2 separate regions of the Homo sapiens genome follow, and region 1 is linked to region 2. Evidence: read pairs that join two places in POLR2A ChIA-PET (ENCODE). Cell type or tissue: CD4-positive, alpha-beta T cell. All regions are shown on one strand. Each heading gives the region's core, and the rest is flanking DNA. Links, peaks and the distances in the headings are about the cores only.

Region 1 (7,482 bases), core at 1-5,000, 100 kb before region 2:
TCCTTTGTGGCTAAAAGTATGTTCCCGGCTTGGTGTGGTGGCTCACACTTACAATGCTGGCACTTTAGGATGCCAAGGCAGGAGGATCACTTGAGTTGAGGAATTCAAGACCAACCTGGGCAACACAGTGAAACCTTGTCTCTACTAAATTTTTTTTTTTTTTTTTTTGAGACGGAGTCTCTCTCTCTCGTCCAGGCTGGAGTGCAGTGGTGTGATCTCGACTCACTGCAAGCTCCACCTCCCAGGTTCACACCATTCTCCTGCCTCAGCCTCCGGAGCCGCTGGGACCACAGGCACCCGCCACCACACCCAGCTGATTTTTTGCATTTTTAGTAGAGACGGGGTTTCACAGTGTTAGCCAGGATGGTCTTGATCTCCTGATCTTGCGATCCACCCACCTCGGCCTCCCAAAGTGCTAGAATTACAGGCGTAATTACCTGGCCCAAATATTTTATGCTTTTAAGACTGCTTATGTAATTGAAGAACAGAAATTATATCTGCTGTTCTAATGGTACCTGTTTAAGCTTAAGTTAGATTAAATCTCTTGAAATTTTTAAAATGGTAAGCTCATTCAGATGATTGAATTTCAGTTTCTCTATAGTTTTACTGCTTCTTTAATCATCTTTTATTTTACTGGAATTGGATATAGTCTTATTATAATGGTTATCACTGTTGCATTTGACAAAAATGCTTTGTATTGCTATTCATATTCTGTTTTTATTAAATAGGTTTATTGCTGACAATCAAATGAATCATGCCTGTATGCTGTTTGTAGAAAATTATGGACAGAAAATAATTAAGAAGAATTTATGTCGAAACTTCATGCTTCATCTAGTCAGCATGCATGACTTTAATCTTATTAGCATAATGTCAATAGATAAAGCTGTTACCAAGCTCCGTGAAATGCAGCAAAAATTAGAAAAGGGGGAATCTGCTTCCCCTGCAAACGAAGAAATAACTGAAGAACAAAATGGGACAGCAAATGGATTTAGTGAAATTAACTCAAAAGAGAAAGCTTTGGAAACAGATAGTGTCTCAGGGGTTTCAAAACAGAGCAAAAAACAAAAACTCTGAAAAGCTCTAACCCCATGTTATGGACAAACACTGAAATTACATTTTAGGGAATTCATCCTCTAAGAATTATGTTTTTGTTTTTAATCATATGTTCCAAACAGGCACTGTTAGATGAAGTAAATGATTTCAACAAGGATATTTGTATCAGGGTTCTACTTCACTTCATTATGCAGCATTACATGTATATCACTTTTATTGATGTCATTAAAACATTCTGTACTTTAAGCATGAAAAGCAATATTTCAAAGTATTTTTAAACTCAACAAATGTCATCAAATATGTTGAATTGATCTAGAAATTATTTCATATATAAATCAGAATTTTTTTGCATTTATGAACGGCTGTTTTTCTACTTTGTAATTGTGAGACATTTTCTTGGGGAGGGAAAATTGGAATGGTTCCCTTTTTTAGAAATTGAAGTGGTCTTCATATGTCAACTACAGAAAAGGAAAAAAATAGAAATTGAAGGATTTTTATGAAATTATATTGCATTACTATTTGCAGTCAAACTTTGATCCTTGTTTTTGAAATCATTTGTCAATTCGGAATGAAAAATTATAATGTAATTTTACATTACATAAGTTCCTTTTACAATTAAAAAATAGCACTTCTTCATCTTATGCCTGTTTGAGAAGATATTAAATTTTCACATTGTTGACAGTGAAATGCTATGTTGGTTTATAAGATTACAGACCATTTGTTTTCATGTGGATAATTTTAGTGCATTGCTCACCCGGTATGTTTTTTTTTTTTAACTTGAACATTTTGCTTGTTTTGTTTTTCTTTTTTAATTAGATAATCACACGGAAAATTAAGCTGTTCATATCTTTAAATTAGGATTGCAAACCAAGGAAAGAACGCATTTGAGATTTTAAGATGTCACTTATAAGGGGAGAAGTGTTCTTAAAAAGTCAACCAGAAAACTGTTATGCCTTTTATTTGTTTGCAAGGATGTCTTTGTAATGTGTTTCATGAATAGAATATCCAATAGAGATAAGCTGACTTGAATCATTTTGAGCAATTTTGCCCTGTGTTATATGTGTTTCACGCACATATTTGCAGTTGGATTTTCTCCAACAGAAAGTGGATTCACTACTGGCACATTAACAAGCACCAATAGGTTTTTATTCCAACTCCGAGCACTGTGGTTGAGTAACATCACCTCAATTTTTTATTATCCTTAAAGATATTGCATTTTCATATTCTTTATTTATAAAGGATCAATGCTGCTGTAAATACAGGTATTTTTAATTTTAAAATTTCATTCCACCACCATCAGATGCAGTTCCCTATTTTGTTTAATGAAGGGATATATAAGCTTTCTAATGGTGTCTTCAGAAATTTATAAAATGTAAATACTGATTTGACTGGTCTTTAAGATGTGTTTAACTGTGAGGCTATTTAACGAATAGTGTGGATGTGATTTGTCATCCAGTATTAAGTTCTTAGTCATTGATTTTTGTGTTTAAAAAAAAATAGGAAAGAGGGAAACTGCAGCTTTCATTACAGATTCCTTGATTGGTAAGCTCTCCAAATGATGAGTTCTAGTAAACTCTGATTTTTGCCTCTGGATAGTAGATCTCGAGCGTTTATCTCGGGCTTTAATTTGCTAAAGCTGTGCACATATGTAAAAAAAAAAAAAAAAAGATTATTTTAGGGGAGATGTAGGTGTAGAATTATTGCTTATGTCATTTCTTAAGCAGTTATGCTCTTAATGCTTAAAAGAAGGCTAGCATTGTTTGCACAAAAAGTTGGTGATTCCCACCCCAAATAGTAATAAAATTACTTCTGTTGAGTAAACTTTTTATGTCATCGTAAAAGCTGAAAAAATCCCTTTGTTTCTATTTATAAAAAAAGTGCTTTTCTATATGTACCCTTGATAACAGATTTTGAAGAAATCCTGTAAGATGATAAAGCATTTGAATGGTACAGTAGATGTAAAAAAAATTCAGTTTAAAAGAACATTTGTTTTTACATTAAATGTTTATTTGAAATCAAATGATTTTGTACATAAAGTTCAATAATATAAAAGCTGTATTCTGTTTTGGGGTTTTTTTGTTATTATGCATTGTTAACATGTACATTAAAATTTTGATTTAGATAGCATAGTAAGATTTCAGCCTCAAATGAGTCAGAGCTAATAAGAAATTAGGAAAATCTTAATGTGAAATCCTGCTTTCAGCAGTTACAACTAATATGTCATTTATGGTATTACATAAATATTTAAAAATTTATAGTTCAGAGTAATGAAGGAGAGAGATTCATTTTTCACAGCATACCTTTTTATACTATTTAAACTTTTAAGGTATATATGTTTTTAAAACCTAAAAAAAAATGAAAAGCAGAGTTGAGTGACAAATAAGGTGACATTGAATTATAACCTAATAAATAACCAGTTATAACCCAATGAGTATAAAATATCCACAAATCTATACTCAGAAATAAATGTCTGAAAAAATAAATGAATAAACAAATCTGTGCAGAAAACTTCCAAATAATTTATGTAGATATTGCCCCTTCAAGAAGGTAGAACATAACTCCCCACCCAGTAAGTGTGGCTGTTTACAGTGACTTACAGTATTGGAGGTTTGAGGAGATGGGGGAGGATGTAGGGAAACCTGACAAACACTGCCTCACCCAGAGGACCAAGGTTAACATCATCAGTGATAAGTCACGACGACGGCATGCACTCTTGATAAGACGAGAACTGCACATCACCTCTGTGGTCTTCCTCCCCAAAATGCAAAAACCTAGGCTAACCATAAGAAAAACCCATAAGGAGGGCTTTCTACAACATACCTAACCAGTACTCCTCCAAACTGTCAAGGCCATCAAAAACAAGGAAAGTCTGAGAAACCGACAGTCTAGAGGAAAACATGATGACTAAATATCATGTGGTATAGGATCATGAGGCAGAAAAAGGACGTCAGGTAAAAACTAAGGAAATCTGAGTAAAGTATGGACTTGAGTTAATAACAGTGTGTCAACACTGGCCCATTAGTTGTAACAAATATCCCACACTAATCTAAGACGTTAATAACGGATAACCAAGTACAGGATATACGGAAACCCTCTACTATCTTTGCAACTTTTATATAAATCTAAAGCTATCCTAAAATTTTAAAGTTTTATTTTTTAAAAGCAAAAAGTTCAAAAAGAATATTTCTTAAAAGCTGGAATGCCAAAAAAGTTTAATAAGATACTTGAATTAAACTAACATTTTGGGGAATATTAGTAATGACCCAAGGCAGAAATAAAACACTAAAATATATAGCATCCCTAATTTATGTGGGAATGAACAAGGTTCTCTTGGGAAAATGAAATACGGAGAACTAAAGTAAAATATACACACAGTCATGCACTGCACAATGTTTCAGTCCACAAGGAACCACATACATGACGGTGATCCCATAAGATTTTATGTAGTACCTTTTTAAATGTTTAGATATGGTTAGATACACAAATACCTACCGTTGTGCTACAGCTGATCACGGGATTCAGTACAGTCACATGATGTGCAGGTTTGCAGCCTAGCAGCAATAGGCTATGCCGTATAACCTAGGTGTGTTGGAAACCCTACCATCTAGGTTTGTGTAAGTGTACTCTATGATGTTCACACAATCGGGACATCGCCAAATGACACATTTTTCAGAATGTATCCCCATCATTAAGCAATGCATGACTGTACTTGAAAATTTTAATCTATTTTTGGCCGGACACGGTGGCTCAAGCCTGTAATCCCAGCACTTTGGGAGGCCAAGGCAGTTGGATCACGAGGTCAGGAGATCGAGACCATCCTGGCTAACACGGTGAAACCTCATCTCTACTAAAAATACAAAAATTTAGCCGGGCATGGTGGCAGTGGGCGCCTGTAGTCCCAGCTTCTCAGGAGGCTGAGGCAGGAGAATGGCGTGAACCTGGGAGGCGGAGGTTGCAGTGAGCCAAGATTGTGCCACTGCGCTCCAGCCTGGGCGACAGAGCGAGACTCCATCTCAAAAAAAAAAAAAAAATTTTTTTTAATCTATTTTCAAATTTTGCAGTGATTTCATACCAACAGTTTAGCTCAGACTTAACAAAAATAAAATGAGAAAATGACCCTCTCACCATTAGCTGTCACCAGAAAGGATTTGTTACTGCCCTGAGCCTTATCGGTCAGGTCTTCAGTTATGTCCATGTGTCGGATTTCTTCATGCATTTCTTCCAGAATTTTGCAGAGTTCTGCTTCCCAATAATCTTTGTCTAGACAGTCAATTAATTCTGCAAGCTGGACCTTTGTGCTGTAGTACCAAATTTTATTTTCATTTTCATTTTCTGTATCTTCTCTGTTTAAAAATGGGGAAATACTTTATATGTTAGACATAATGCCACTTTTCTGACAGTTTCATCTACCCAGTGAAAAGTTAAAGCTTATGCACTAAAACTCAATATATGTGCTCACAAGAGATCCCTGCAGGTCTTACTCAAACTTGATTTACTCTGAGAAAGGACATCTAAAAAACTTGATACAGAGAAAGATGACCTCAAAATTCAGAACCATATGAGAGTACTTTGTGGAAGCCAGTTTCAGCTACATCTCAATCAACTTTAAGATCATCAATGTAACAATATGATGAGCCGAATGTATTTAGAATTATTTTATTTTAATTATTTATTGAGATGGAGTTTTGCTCTTGTCACTCAGGCTGGAGTGCAGTGGCGCGATCTCGGCTCACTGCAACCCCTGGCCTCCCGGGTTCAAGCGATTCTCCTGCCTCAGCCTCCAGAGTAGCTGGGACTACAGGCATGTGCCACCATGCCCAGCTAATTTTTGTATTTTTAGTAGAGATGGATTTGGCCAACATGTTCTTGATCTCCTGACCTTGTGATCTGCCCACCTCGGCCTCCTAAAGTGCTGGGATTATAGGCATGAGCCACTGCACCCAGCCTAGAATTATTTTAGAATAAAATAAATGTATTTTAGAGACAGGGTCTCACTTTGTCACCCAGGCTAGAGTGCAGTGGCACCATCATGGCTCACTGCGTACTCAGACTCCTAGGTTCAAGCAATTCTCCTGCCTCAGCCTCCCAAGTAGCTAGGACTACAGACATGTGCCACCATACCTGGCTAATTTTATAATATAGTTTAGAAATATTTCCATCAAACTGGTGTAAACGCTTTGCTAAGTTCTGGTTCTTGAAGGAGTTATCTCAAATAATATCTCATCCCTTTTCTTCGGGACAATCGAAGCCCAAAATGAAGAGAAGAGCTTCCTCTCCAGCCTAAAACTCTCCTAAGGTTCCATTCACTTTTAATGGATTTAAAGACTTCAACAGAGATGGTCACTAACTTAAAAGAAACAAGGCAAATTAATGTCTAGGACTAGATGTAGAGGAACACACATAATGGTATTTCTGTTCCCACTCAAAAGCAATTCAAGAGTATGTGTGAGGCAATTGATGACAGTGAGTCTGATTTTCCTGTTTCCTCAATGGCAAACTGAGGGAACTGAAAAAACTGGGCTTTTGGAGAGATCTGGCTTTAAATAGGCTAATGTGCTTAGAAGATATGTGGACATGGACAAAACACAACCTCTCTGAGTCTCTAAGACATTTTATTTATCTCACTTGTAAAATGAGGATATAATAAAACCTGCCTGTGTGCCACTATAAGACTTAAAAGTATAATGATGAGGCATCTACCATAGTGCCTGGGCACATTAGTGATCAATAAATGTTAAATATTATTGTTAAGGTAGTAAATGAATAAAAATTCAGCAGCATTACAGGAATGAGTCACTCAGTAATTCTGAAGAAAGAAGGGCTATATTAAATCATAGATAAAAGGATACTGGTGGAGTACCCTTATTCTGAAAATCTGAAATCCAAAATGCTCCAAGGTCCAAAAGTTTTTGAGTGTCAACATGCTGTTCAAAGGAAATGCTCATTAGAGCATTTCAGATTTTCAGATTAGAAATGATCAACTGGTAAGTAGAATGCAAATATTCCAAAAATGCCCAAAACACTTCTGATCCAAAGCATTTTAGGTAAGGATGCTCAACCTATACAGTATTCACTGACTTAACATTTTTCTTCTTGAAGCCACAGAAAGATAAATTCATTAAAGCATAAAGGAGCAAAACAGCAAATACCTGCTAATCCATTCAAAGAAGAGTTGGGTTTTTTTGGTCTATTTTGTTTAACTTTTCTCTTTTTTTTGGTGGGGGGGAGGGGGTGGTGAAGGAGTCTCGCTCTGTTGCCCAGGCTGGAGTGCAGTGGCATGGTCTCCGCTCACCACAACCTCCGCCTTCCAGGTTCAAGCGATTCTCCTGCCTCAGCCTCCTGAGTAGCTAGGACTATGGGCACATGCCACCATGCCCGGCTAATTTTTGTGTTTTAAGTAGAGATGGGGTTTCACTATGTTGGCCAGGC
Region 2 (10,959 bases), core at 3,332-8,331:
AGATTTGTTTATTCGTTTATTTTTTCAGACATTTATTTCTATGAGTATATATTCATGGATATTTATTTTATATTCATTGGGTTATAACTGGTTATTTATTAGGTTATAATTCAATGTCACCTTATTTATTTTGTTACTCAACTCTGCTTTTCTTTTTATTTAAGTTTTAAAAACATACATACCTTAAAAGTTTAAATAGTATAAAAAGGTATGCTGTGAAAAATGAATCTCTCTCCTTCATAATCTCCAATCTGACCTCCTTTCTCCAGAGGCAATCATTATTGCTATTTTTTCATCCTGCTAGATGTATTCTGTGCATGTTTAATAAATACCACCTGTGTTTTCTAATATAGCCATCCCTCAGTATTCTCAGGGATTGCTTCCTGAGCCCTCTGCAGATAGCAAAATCTGTGGATGCCCAAATCCTGCAGTCAGCCCTATGGAACCTGCTGATATGAAAAGTTGGCATTCCACATCCAAGAGTTCTGCATCTTGAGAATACTGTATTTTCAATCTGAGGTTGATTGAATCCAAGGATGCGGAACCTTTGGCCACAGAGGGCCAACTGCAGTGCCTTTTAAGTTTTAACTTAGATAAAATTGTTAGGTAAGATTCTGCAAGTACACTTTTAAGTGCCTGGTTCTGAGTTCTGCTCTTCTGCATACATTATCTGCCATACATATAATCCTATTAATTTTCCCCATTCTCCATTTGCTTAAAAATAGAATGTTTATATTTAATTAAGACACCCAGATAGCTGCATCCAAGCTTGTTCTCACATATTCTGCATCAATATTCCTGTGAATTCGTGCATATTTTTGGAGAATGATAGGCTCTCACATATAAATAGTGTTGGGCACAAATATACTTCATCTGCAGAAAAAAGCATTCTTAGTTACTGTGAATTATATTTATTCATATCTGGTAGTTGGAAGTATTTCTCTATTAGATCTGTTTAGAAAAATGTGTAATTTTTTTATTAGAAAGGTTTTAGTGTTCAGGAGTTAGGATCAGTAATTGCAATAACACAATCACGGTCTTACTCTTTCCTCCATATATATCAAATCATAGGAAATTTTATTAATTTCAGCCAGCTTACTCCCCCCCTTCATTTCCTTTTATGAATCATGGCATTAAAATAGACAAATCCCTTTTTGCTCTCTCGTGTTTTGGTACAATAACAGATAACAATCTTTAGTCCCCTAAAAGGCAATGTGAGATATGATTTTATAAAGTATGTTGAATTAGAAATGTTTCCCAGAGTAAAAAATAAAAATAGAAAAAAAAAAACAAAAAACAATCAGAAGAATAAATATTTTCAAGGGCAAGCTTGTCTGTGTATAAAATTATATATACAGTATAATCATAATTAAAGAACAAAATCAAAACAGGAATGGATAATCAAAAGTGTTAAGTGGTCTGATTTGGGGCAATGTAAAAAACTAAAAATGTTAATATAGGGCAATTGGAAAATTTCATTATGAATTTTCATGTGATAGAACACTACGTATTGGAGAATTAAGTAAAGTACCATGCAAAAACTGTGCCTGGGTCATTGAGCTACTTAAATTCTCTTCCTCTAAATAACCAACTGGATCAGCTTTTATCGTTGAAAAATAACCAATTAGCATAGTAGAATTGTAGTTGATTTCCATTTCATATTTTTGGCATTTCCTACAATGAGCATGTTCTATTTAAGTATAATTCAGCATGTAATGTATGTTTAAAAATTAGTTAAACCTTTTGTAGTAATGGAGAACAACAAAGAGAGCATTGAGCTTTAGGCCACAATGTGTTCTTAGAAAGTTAGATGACTACCGCTGGGCACGGTGGCTCACGCCTGTAATCCCGGCACTTTAGGAGGCCGAGGCGGGCAGATCACCTGAGGTCAGGAGTGAGACCAGCCTGGCCACATGGCGAAACCCTGTCTCTACTAAAAATACAAAAATTAGCCAGGCATGATGGTGTGTGCCTGTAGTCCCAGCTACTCAGGGGGCTGAGGCAGGAGAATTGCTTAAATCTGGGAGGTGGAGGTTGCAGTGAACTGAGATCGTGCCAATGTACTCCAGCCTGGGTGACAAAGCAGGACCCCCATCTCAAAAACGAAAACAAAACCCCCAAAAAACAGATAGAGCTGAGATTTGAACCCAGAAAGTCTGATACATGAGTCCGCCCACTTACAATTGCTACATTCTACTGCTTTTCTGAAGAAACTTGAGAGGTAAAGCAACTTGTCCCTTGCCAGTGAATGAATGATGCAATGGGGAATTGAACCCAGATCTGCAAACCCAGCAGTCCTTGCTGCTTCCCTTATACTGAGTGCTGCTGGCCTCAAAGTGTTTCTTGTTCTGTGTTTCTACGTCCACGCTTACAGGGAAGCATGGGTGCAGAAATCACCAGGCCAGTCAGGGAGGCTGGGACGGGTGCTGACCCTAGCCCTGGAGCACTCTCCCTGGCTGCTCCCTGTAGTCTTGCTTCCTCTTGTGAAGTCTATGTGCCAGCCAAGACCCAGCCTGTGAGGCCTGACCTGATCTCTGCCCCCTGTCTGTTCCCCCAGCAAGACTCCCTGAGGAAAAGAATAGGGGATCACGTCTTAGCCATCAGAGCATCGAAGTGCCCAGGCCAAGGTTGGCCACATAGAGGGAGGGCAGGTGGCAAATGTTTGCAGGATGAGTGAATAAAAGGAAAACTGATAGCAAAGAATGGAACTACCAGGCACGATTCCAGGGCTGGGACTAAATATTTACCTTGCCTACTGGGCAAAGATAAGCCTGGTTTTCCAGGCTCTATTTATGCCAGCTTTCCTTCAGGGGCTGACACAGTCAACCTGGTATCGTTAGTTTGAACAGCGGTTTCCACATGTGGAGTCTGGGTGTATGAGGTGCTTGATCCTCAGCTTCTGCCATTCCCTAGCTCCATGTGTCTTCCCCAGGGAATCCGCTTTCCAGTCCTCGAGCCCTAGGAGGCTTTGCACCTCCATTCTGCTGCCTGGTCTGTCCCCGGTCTCCATGAGGCTATTGAATTGGGGTTCATTCTACTCTAGATGAAGCTGTGTATCCTTGTTTAGCCCCTGGGGTCAAGCCACATCAGGAGCTGCTTGCAACATGACAGGACAGACTTGCCTGGGTCTACTGCCTCAGTGGCCTCCTGGGAGACACCTCTCTTAATGGAATAGGGTTGGGTATGACAAGCTGGGTCCAAGTGAAGCTTCAGAGATGTAGAGATGTAGGGGAGGAGGGACTCTTGAGTTCAGTGTGGCAGCCATCACTCAGCCTCTGGGACTCACACCAGGGGCATAAGGAGAATGGAAGCCACACGTGAAAAAGGGAAGGGTGATTTCTTTCTTTCTTTCTTTTTGGGGAGCGTGATTTCTTTTTTTTTTTTTTTTTGGTTGGGGGGAGGTGGGAAGGGTGATTTTTTTTTTGGTGGGGGAGGTGGGGAAGGGTGATTTCTTTTTTTTTTTTTTTTTTGGTAGGGGGAGGTGGGGAAGGTGTTTTTGTGGAAATACGAACAGCTCTGCTTCAGGAAGGCCTTTGTGGAGTGTGAAGGGAGCAGTGAACAACTCTGGCCCCTGGTGTCCAGCCTGGGAGGCGATGCCTAGAGGCAGTGGTCATGTTGGGCGAGGGGTGCCCAGAAGATCAGGCGGTCCTGCTCAGAGGACACCACGTGGTGGCTGAAAGGACTAGTTTAAGAGCACATTTGAGATACCCTCTGGAGGCTGCCATCAGTACTTAGAGGGAGAGTGGGTCTTTGCAGGGGGATAAGGGAGAACCAATGAAACCTGAATAATTACAGCAAGTGAACTTTCACTGAGCCTGAGGCTGCTGTGACCAGGAAAACACAGCCAGCATAGAAGCAGATTCACAGCTGGGCGTGGTGGCTCGTGCCTGTAATCCCAGCAGTTTGGGAGGCCAAGGCGGGCAGATCACCTGAAGTCAGGAGTTTGAGGCCAGCCTGGCCAATGTGATGAAACCCCATCTCTACTAAGAATACAAAAATCAGCTGGGTGTGGTGGTGCATGCCTGTAATTCCAGCTACTTAGGAGGCTGAGGCAGGAGAATCACTTGAGCCTGGGAGACGGAAATTGCAGTGAGTTGAGATCACATCACTGCACTCCAGCCTGAGCAACAGAGAGAAACTCCCTCTGTCTAAAAAAAAAAAAAAAAAAAAAAAAAAAGCAGCAGCAGCAGATTCACGGAGACACACTGCTTGGAATTTGGTGATGTTCAGGGAGTGGGGCTGGAGCTGGCCTATGCTCCAGACAGCCATAAACTATCAACATAAACACAAGTACACCTAAGCCTCTGCAGGCACGGTGCTGATGCTGCCCCCTCCCAATGGGGTATCATCCGGGTGGATACAGTCCCTGGATGCTGACATTTTTCTTTTCTTTTTTTGTTTTTGTTTTTTTTTTTGTTTTTTTTGAGACAGAGTCTCACTCTGTCACCAGGCTGGAGTGCAGTGGCACGATCTCAGCTCACTGCAACCTCTGCCTCCTGGGTTCAAGCAATTCTCCTGCCTCAACCTCCCAAGTAGCTGGGACTAGAGGTGTGCGCTACCATGCCCAACTGATTTTTTTGTATTTTTAGTAGAGACAGGGTTTCACCATGTTAGCCAGGATGGTCTCAATCTCCTGACCTCATGATCTGCCTGCCTCAGCCTCCCAAAATGCTGAGATTACAGGCATGAGCCACCATGCCCGGTCAATGCGGACATTTTTCAAGTCAGCTATGGAGTTTGAATTTTCCTCCAAATTTACACTGGCTATTTCCCCAGTTCAAATTAGGCCTGACTGGTTTCTCTTTCTTTTTTTCTGAATACATATCAGTTTTGGATTGAGGCCTAGCATTTCCACCACCATCCAGAGGAGAGATGAGAAAACCAGAGCTGGGCTCACAATCCCAGGGGAAAAAACAATGGGCTGCTCTGGAATGCTGCAGAATCAGGGTTGAATGAATGCAGGAGAGGGGCAGGCAGCCAGCGGGCATGCCGGCCGCGTGACCAGCCTGCCATGGTATCCAGATGGACATGTGGTATTTGGTTTAAAGCCCACGCTACTGGGGCATAGTCAGCTGGGGATAAATGATCAGACTTAATTGTTCTCTCTTTTCCCAGGAAAGGCCAGGAAGGAAAAGGCCCCAGTTTAAGGGAGAAGGCATTGTCCTCAGTGAGTCTTCACCCACTACTGACTGAAGCATAGTCAGGTAGCCCAGTCTGGCAAGGGGCCGGTGGGGAGCATGAGATTCTCATATTCTCATGGCTGCTGTGGCTGGTGGCCACCTTCACAACAATAGCTCACTGGACCCCTGTCCTTCCCATCCCGCCTCTGAAATGATCACATCTGTGTTAAATCTCTGATAAGATACTATCAGGCACTCCAAAGTCCAGTTTGGAACTAGAGTCCTTGCTTGACTCAATCCAGAGTCCTTTCTCCTTCCCTGGTCCCATCTCCCCATTTACTCCCCCCAAATTCTTCTCTCTGTCCAGCTGCTAAGGTCCCTGGGCCACCAGAGGCAAATAGAATAAACCTAGGACATCACTCTCGATCGAGAGGCCTGCATGACTCTTTATTTGCACCAGAGTTTCTCATCTTCCAGGAACAAGAGGAGGAGCTGCTTTGAGACCCACTTCCTCTCCTTACATAACAACACACTGCATTTGCACAAGTGTCCTTGGTTGTAAAGGGTTCCACATTCATTTTCTCATTCAGGGCTTATTACAAGCCTCTAAGGTAGCTAGGGTCATGGTGACCCTGATCCTTTGTCAAAGATGAGCCCACTGAGGCTCAGGGTGGCTACCGTTGTGCCAGGAGTTGCTAATTGGTGGATCACAGACTCCAGTTCAGGGGGAGGCAGGGTGGTAAAGAAGCAGCTAGATGAACCTGGGTTTGAATCCAGCTCAGAAATGTTCCATCTGTGTGACAGCACAGGCAAGTGACTTAATCTGATTGAGCCTCAGCTTTCTCATCTAGAAAAAGGAGTGATCATGCATCCCTCATAGAGCTGTGGTGAGCATTTACAAACCATGAGTGAAACATGCATAGCACGGCATTTGGCAGATAGAAGTCCAGTACATGTCTAAGGATTAGTACTGATTGATTTTTATAATAGTCACCTGGATGATCTCCAATATGTATATATCAATGTATTTTTAGATCAAAATGGAAATTCAAAAATTTAATAATTTCTGACTATACCCCGAGACTCTGTGGATCTCATCTTTTTATTTTATTTTATTTTTTTGAGATGGAGTCTCGCTCTGTTGCCCAAGCTGGAGTGCAGTTGTGCGGTCTCGGCTCACTGCAACCTCCACCTCCTGGGTTCAAGTGATTCTCCTGCCTCAGCCTCCCAAAGAGCTGGGATTACCGGCATGCGCCGCCACGCCCGGCTAATTTTTGTATTTTTAGTAGAGAAGGGGTTTTACCATGTTGGCCAGGCCGGTCTCGAACTCCGGACCACAGGTGATCCGCCCGCCTTGGCCTCCCAAAGGGCTGGGATTACAGGCATGGGCCACTGCACCCGGCCGGATCTCATCTTAGGAAAAGCTAGTGTGGTGTAGGAAGAGGGTTAAGTTCCAGTGTGACCTGTGCACACCTGAAGGCACAATCCACACCCACCCACCCTCCACCTCTCTGACCATAACTCTTTTGACTCCCACTTCTTGTCCTCTTTGGGTCTCCCTGAGACCCACTGGCTACCCACCCCTTCAATGTCACCAGGTCCACTCAGGGCCTCAGGGCCCTTGCATTTGCTGTTTCTTTTTCATAAAAGACCCTTTCCTCAGGTATCTGCACATCTCTCTCATTTCCTTCAGGTCTTTATTCAAATTCCATCTTTAGTGAGTCCTTCTCAGGCCATCCTTCCTAAAATTTCAACCTTTTCTGCAAGTCATTCCCAAATCCCAACTCTGAACATTATCCTTCCTCCTGTCAGTTTTTCTAAGTACTTTTCTTTCTTTCTTTCTTTCTTTTTTTTTTTTTTTTGATGGAGTCTTACTCTGTTGCCCAGGCTGGAGTCCAGTGGTGCAATCTCAGCTCACTGTAACCTCTGCCTCCTGGGTTCAAGCAATTCTCCTGCATCAGCCTCCTAAGTAGCTGGGATTATAGGTGCCCACTATGATGCCCAGCTAATTTTTTGTATTTTTAGTAGAGACACAGTTTCACCATGTTGGCAAGGCTGGTCTTGAACTCCTGACCTCAGGTGATCCACCATCCTCAGCCTCCCAAAGTGTTGGGATATTAGGCATGAGCCATTGCGCCCGGCTGGACCAGCAGTTTAAATTTGATTTCCTAGCGAGCCTACACAGCATACTTCCTTGGGTGGTCTAGTGCTGTCCATTGTCTTATGCAAATAAATTTTCTTTATAAAATCCTAGAAAGCAATTATTATTCTTAATAAACCATACTAATGTGTCCTTAACTGTTAAAAATTAATACTTCATATATCATTTTCACTTATCAGATATATAACAGATTTTTTTTCCAAATCAGTACTCTGTCACAGATTCAGTAATAGGCAAAGGAAACTAAGTTGGATTAATCTTGAAAGAAGTCATTCTAAAAATCAATGTGGTGCTCAACACATCAAATCAAAATAAGTCTGTAAGAATTCTTACTTGTGAATTGCTTGTGGTTCCTCCAGAGCCTGAGGTATTGGGCCTGCCTGTGACTGTTGCTGTCCTGGGCTGGAATGAAGTAAAGGTTTGCTGACTGGTGCCTATACTTGGTGGAATGATACCCAGGACTTTCTGATGTACTTGAACAATGCCTTAAAAAAAGATGAAGCCATAATTAAAAACTGTCACTTTATTGGAAAGCATTACGTGGTGCTCCATTGCTGAGAAGAAACTACGTGTGGCAGGGTTTTATAGTGGGCTACACAGAATGTGAGATCCGAGGTCTGAAATCAGTGAAACGGAGATGAGAAATAATGCCAACAGTATGATCTGGCAAATGTGAATTAAAACTCTTCACATTTCCCTTACCTCCTTGTGTTGCTGGCACATTTACAGTGACAGTCTTGCTGTTTGCAGGAAGTGGCAGTTTGGTAATTACTTTTCCTGCCATAGTGACTGGATTGCCTGTAATTTGGAACGTCTGACCTGTGCTGGCAATGGTTGTAGCAGATGCCGCAGCTGTGCTGGTGGCTAATGGGGTATAAGACATTTAATAAGCTTCAGATTTAAAATAACCAGCAACGTAGTGACTTCTAGGAAAGGGCACCAATGCATGAAATGTGGCTCATTTTGTATTTTTAATAAAAACATTCCTCTCCACTCAAAGTGAACTACGTAAATGTTGAAAGTGAAATCATGTAAGAGACGAGTTTGCTAATGTAATATTATGAACATTATCTGTAACAAACCATTATAGCTTGTTTGCTCAATCAGCTGCAAAAGAAAAACAATCTTCTACAAAAAAGTTTCATTTCAGTAGCTAAAGGGTTGAAAATTCTTTTTCCTGAACAAAAGTAATCTTTTACTTAATCATAGTTGTATACCTGAATCTGACTGGCCTTGCTTAACACACATAGCAAAGGTTTGATGAAAGTTCTCATTTTGTTGGAATGCTACTGTAGCTGGAGATCCAACTTTAGTAGTTAGTACCATTTTGGTTCCAGTTGTAACTGAGCCACTTATGGGGGCCACCATAACCTTCTGTGCTGGAGAGATGGTACTGGTTGCACTGTTGGTTGAGGAAGTGGTGGAAGTTGCAATCACTGTCAGCTTCTGCTGCTTTAATCATTTCTAAAAAAGCGAGGGAGAGGAAACATGAATCAAAATAGTTCAAAATAAAAACAATACCATTCTACAAGAAGTCTGTCCACAATTTCTCTCACCTTAAGAAACTACACTATATTTCTGAAATATTTTACTTCCAAAAAGAATATATGCCCGTATAAATGTACCTGAGTTTATGGCTGGCCTCAGTGGCTCACGCCTGTAATCCTAGTACTCTGGGAGGCTGAGATGGGCAGATCACCTGAGGTCAGGAGTTTGAGACCAGCCTGGCCAACATGGTGAAACCCTGTCTCTACTAAAAATAAAAAAATTAGCCGAGCATTGTGGCTCATAACTGTAATCCTAACTACTTGGGAGGCTGAGGCAGAAGAATTGCTTGAACCTGGGCGGCAGAGGTTGCAGTGAGCTGAGGTCATGCCACTGCACCCCAGCCTGGGTGACAGAGTGACTCCATCTCTTAAAAAAAAAAAGATTTACCTGAATTTAATTTCTTGATAAAGGCCATATATATATTTTTAATTCCTCCAAGGTACCTATCTATGAAGGCAGTATTTTTATGTCTCTGTATCACATATATTACATTAAAAATACTAAGTTGTTCATAGCAGAAAATTTAAAATGATCAAGTTTTTCTGGCTTGTACAAATATTCAAGGTTTCAGACTGAAAGCAACAGAGATGTGGGTAATCTACTGGAGACAGGAACACCATGCTGCCCAGCAGTGAGATTCAGAGCTGAGAACAAATGGAGCTGCGAAAGGTTTCTGTTTCACTGTAATGCTAATTTTTCCAACTATAGAAAGCATGTCAATAGTTAATGACACTATTATTAAAGTTGGCAAACCTGCAATCAAGAAAGCTGAAAATTATAAAATAGTTTTCCTAGACTTCTTATATTATTCCTTCAAATATTTTTACAGAAAAAATAATTTATACTATACAGAGTAGTATAATATGATCTTTAAAACTACAGTTATTAAAGACACTCTGTATATCCTTTATTATAGATTGCTAAACTTTTCTAACAGCTTATCAACAGTGGTGTGATGAGTAACAGTATAACCTTACACATGTAAAAACAACAGGTGAAATTTACAGCAAACCTGGTGGCAGATGCTTTACCTTCAGTATCTTATAAGCTGAGGAAATGGAGATTCAGAAAGGTTGTGTAACCGGCCCAAGGCCACAGAGCTAGTTAAGGGTGATGCTGGGATGCCTGCTAAAATCAAATTCCAATTCTGCGCTATCTCCTGCCTTTGCAAAGTGCTCACCTATGACATCACATCGAATTTTTTTAGGACTACTTTTGTACCTATCTTATATACCTGAATATAATATAAAGTACATTACACAATTCCTCATTCTTCAGAAGAAAAAGAGTTTAGTTTTCAACACTTAGAGATCTCACCTGATTAAATCAGTTAAAAAAAAAAGAAAAAAGAAAAGAAAGAGGGAGGCAAAGGTGTGTGTGGTAGTGCATCTATAGCTCCAGCTACTCAAGAGGCTGAGACCAGAAGATCACCTTAAGCCTGGGAATTCAAAGTTGCAATGAGCTATGAGTGCACCACTATACTCCAGCCTCAGCAATAGAGCAAGACCCTGTCTCAAAAAAAAAAAAAAAAAAAAAAAAAAGGAGGCAAAGAAATAGAACAGATATTTAGTAGTTATTTACTGGAGGATATGCCTTCAAAGTTGAAGTGTTAGCTATCTTCGTAAAAAAGAATTTTAAATAAATTTTTAAAAGTAATATATTAGGGCCGAATGCAGTGGTGCTTGCCTGTAAACCCAGCACTTTGGGAGGCCTAGGTGGGCAGATCACTTGAGCTCAGGAGTTCAAGACTAGCCTGGGCAATATGGCAAAACTTCCATCTCTACAAAAAATACAAAAATTAGCTGGGCATGGTGGTGCATGCCTGTAGTCCCAGTTACTTGGGAAGCTGAGATGGGTGGATTGCTTGAGCCCACGAGATTGAGAATGTAGTGATCCGTGATCATGCCACTGCATACCAGCAGCATGGGCAACAGAGTTAGATCCTGTCTCAAAAAAAAAAAAAGTTACACTGCAGAAATTAGAAAACACAACAATAAAATAAAAAACAAAACAACTAGCCGGTTGTTATAGATATTTGGGTTTAGTAATGAATTTCCTGTGACAGATAGCATCATACGTAGAATCCAAACGTGCTATCATCTCAAACTTTGATGTAAGTGAAGGACCTAT

The links. Peaks named below come from ENCODE experiments on the same cell type or tissue, not always from the same donor. Only the 100,000 strongest peaks of a DNase experiment are listed, where the experiment ranks them.
Region 1: POLR2A ChIA-PET joins it to region 2 with 6 read pairs; 5 of 35 experiments call an interaction of 5 or more read pairs at or near these places.

The regions. Positions count from the first base shown.
Region 1 is chr17:31,997,930-32,005,411 of GRCh38, forward strand. SUZ12 (SUZ12 polycomb repressive complex 2 subunit) reads left to right here. Exons shown (of 16, transcript NM_015355.4): 16 at 729-3,109. The coding sequence ends at 1,074. It overlaps LOC124903972, which reads right to left. Exons shown (of 4, transcript XM_047437248.1): 3 at 5,179-5,396; 4 at 3,715-3,829. The coding sequence ends at 3,825. Among named protein-coding and RNA genes, the nearest start is that of LRRC37B, 5.7 kb to the right of the region's middle. In CD4-positive, alpha-beta T cell, for the core only: no CTCF peak of the experiment used is centred there; no DNase peak of the experiment used is centred there.
Region 2 is chr17:32,098,718-32,109,676 of GRCh38, forward strand. It overlaps VILMIR (virus inducible lncRNA modulator of interferon response), which reads left to right. Exons shown (of 3, transcript NR_199605.1): 3 at 1-1,544. Among named protein-coding and RNA genes, the nearest start is that of VILMIR, 21 kb to the left of the region's middle. RefSeq lists an enhancer at 2,271-3,076. In CD4-positive, alpha-beta T cell, for the core only: no CTCF peak of the experiment used is centred there; no DNase peak of the experiment used is centred there; H3K27ac peaks cover 895 bases.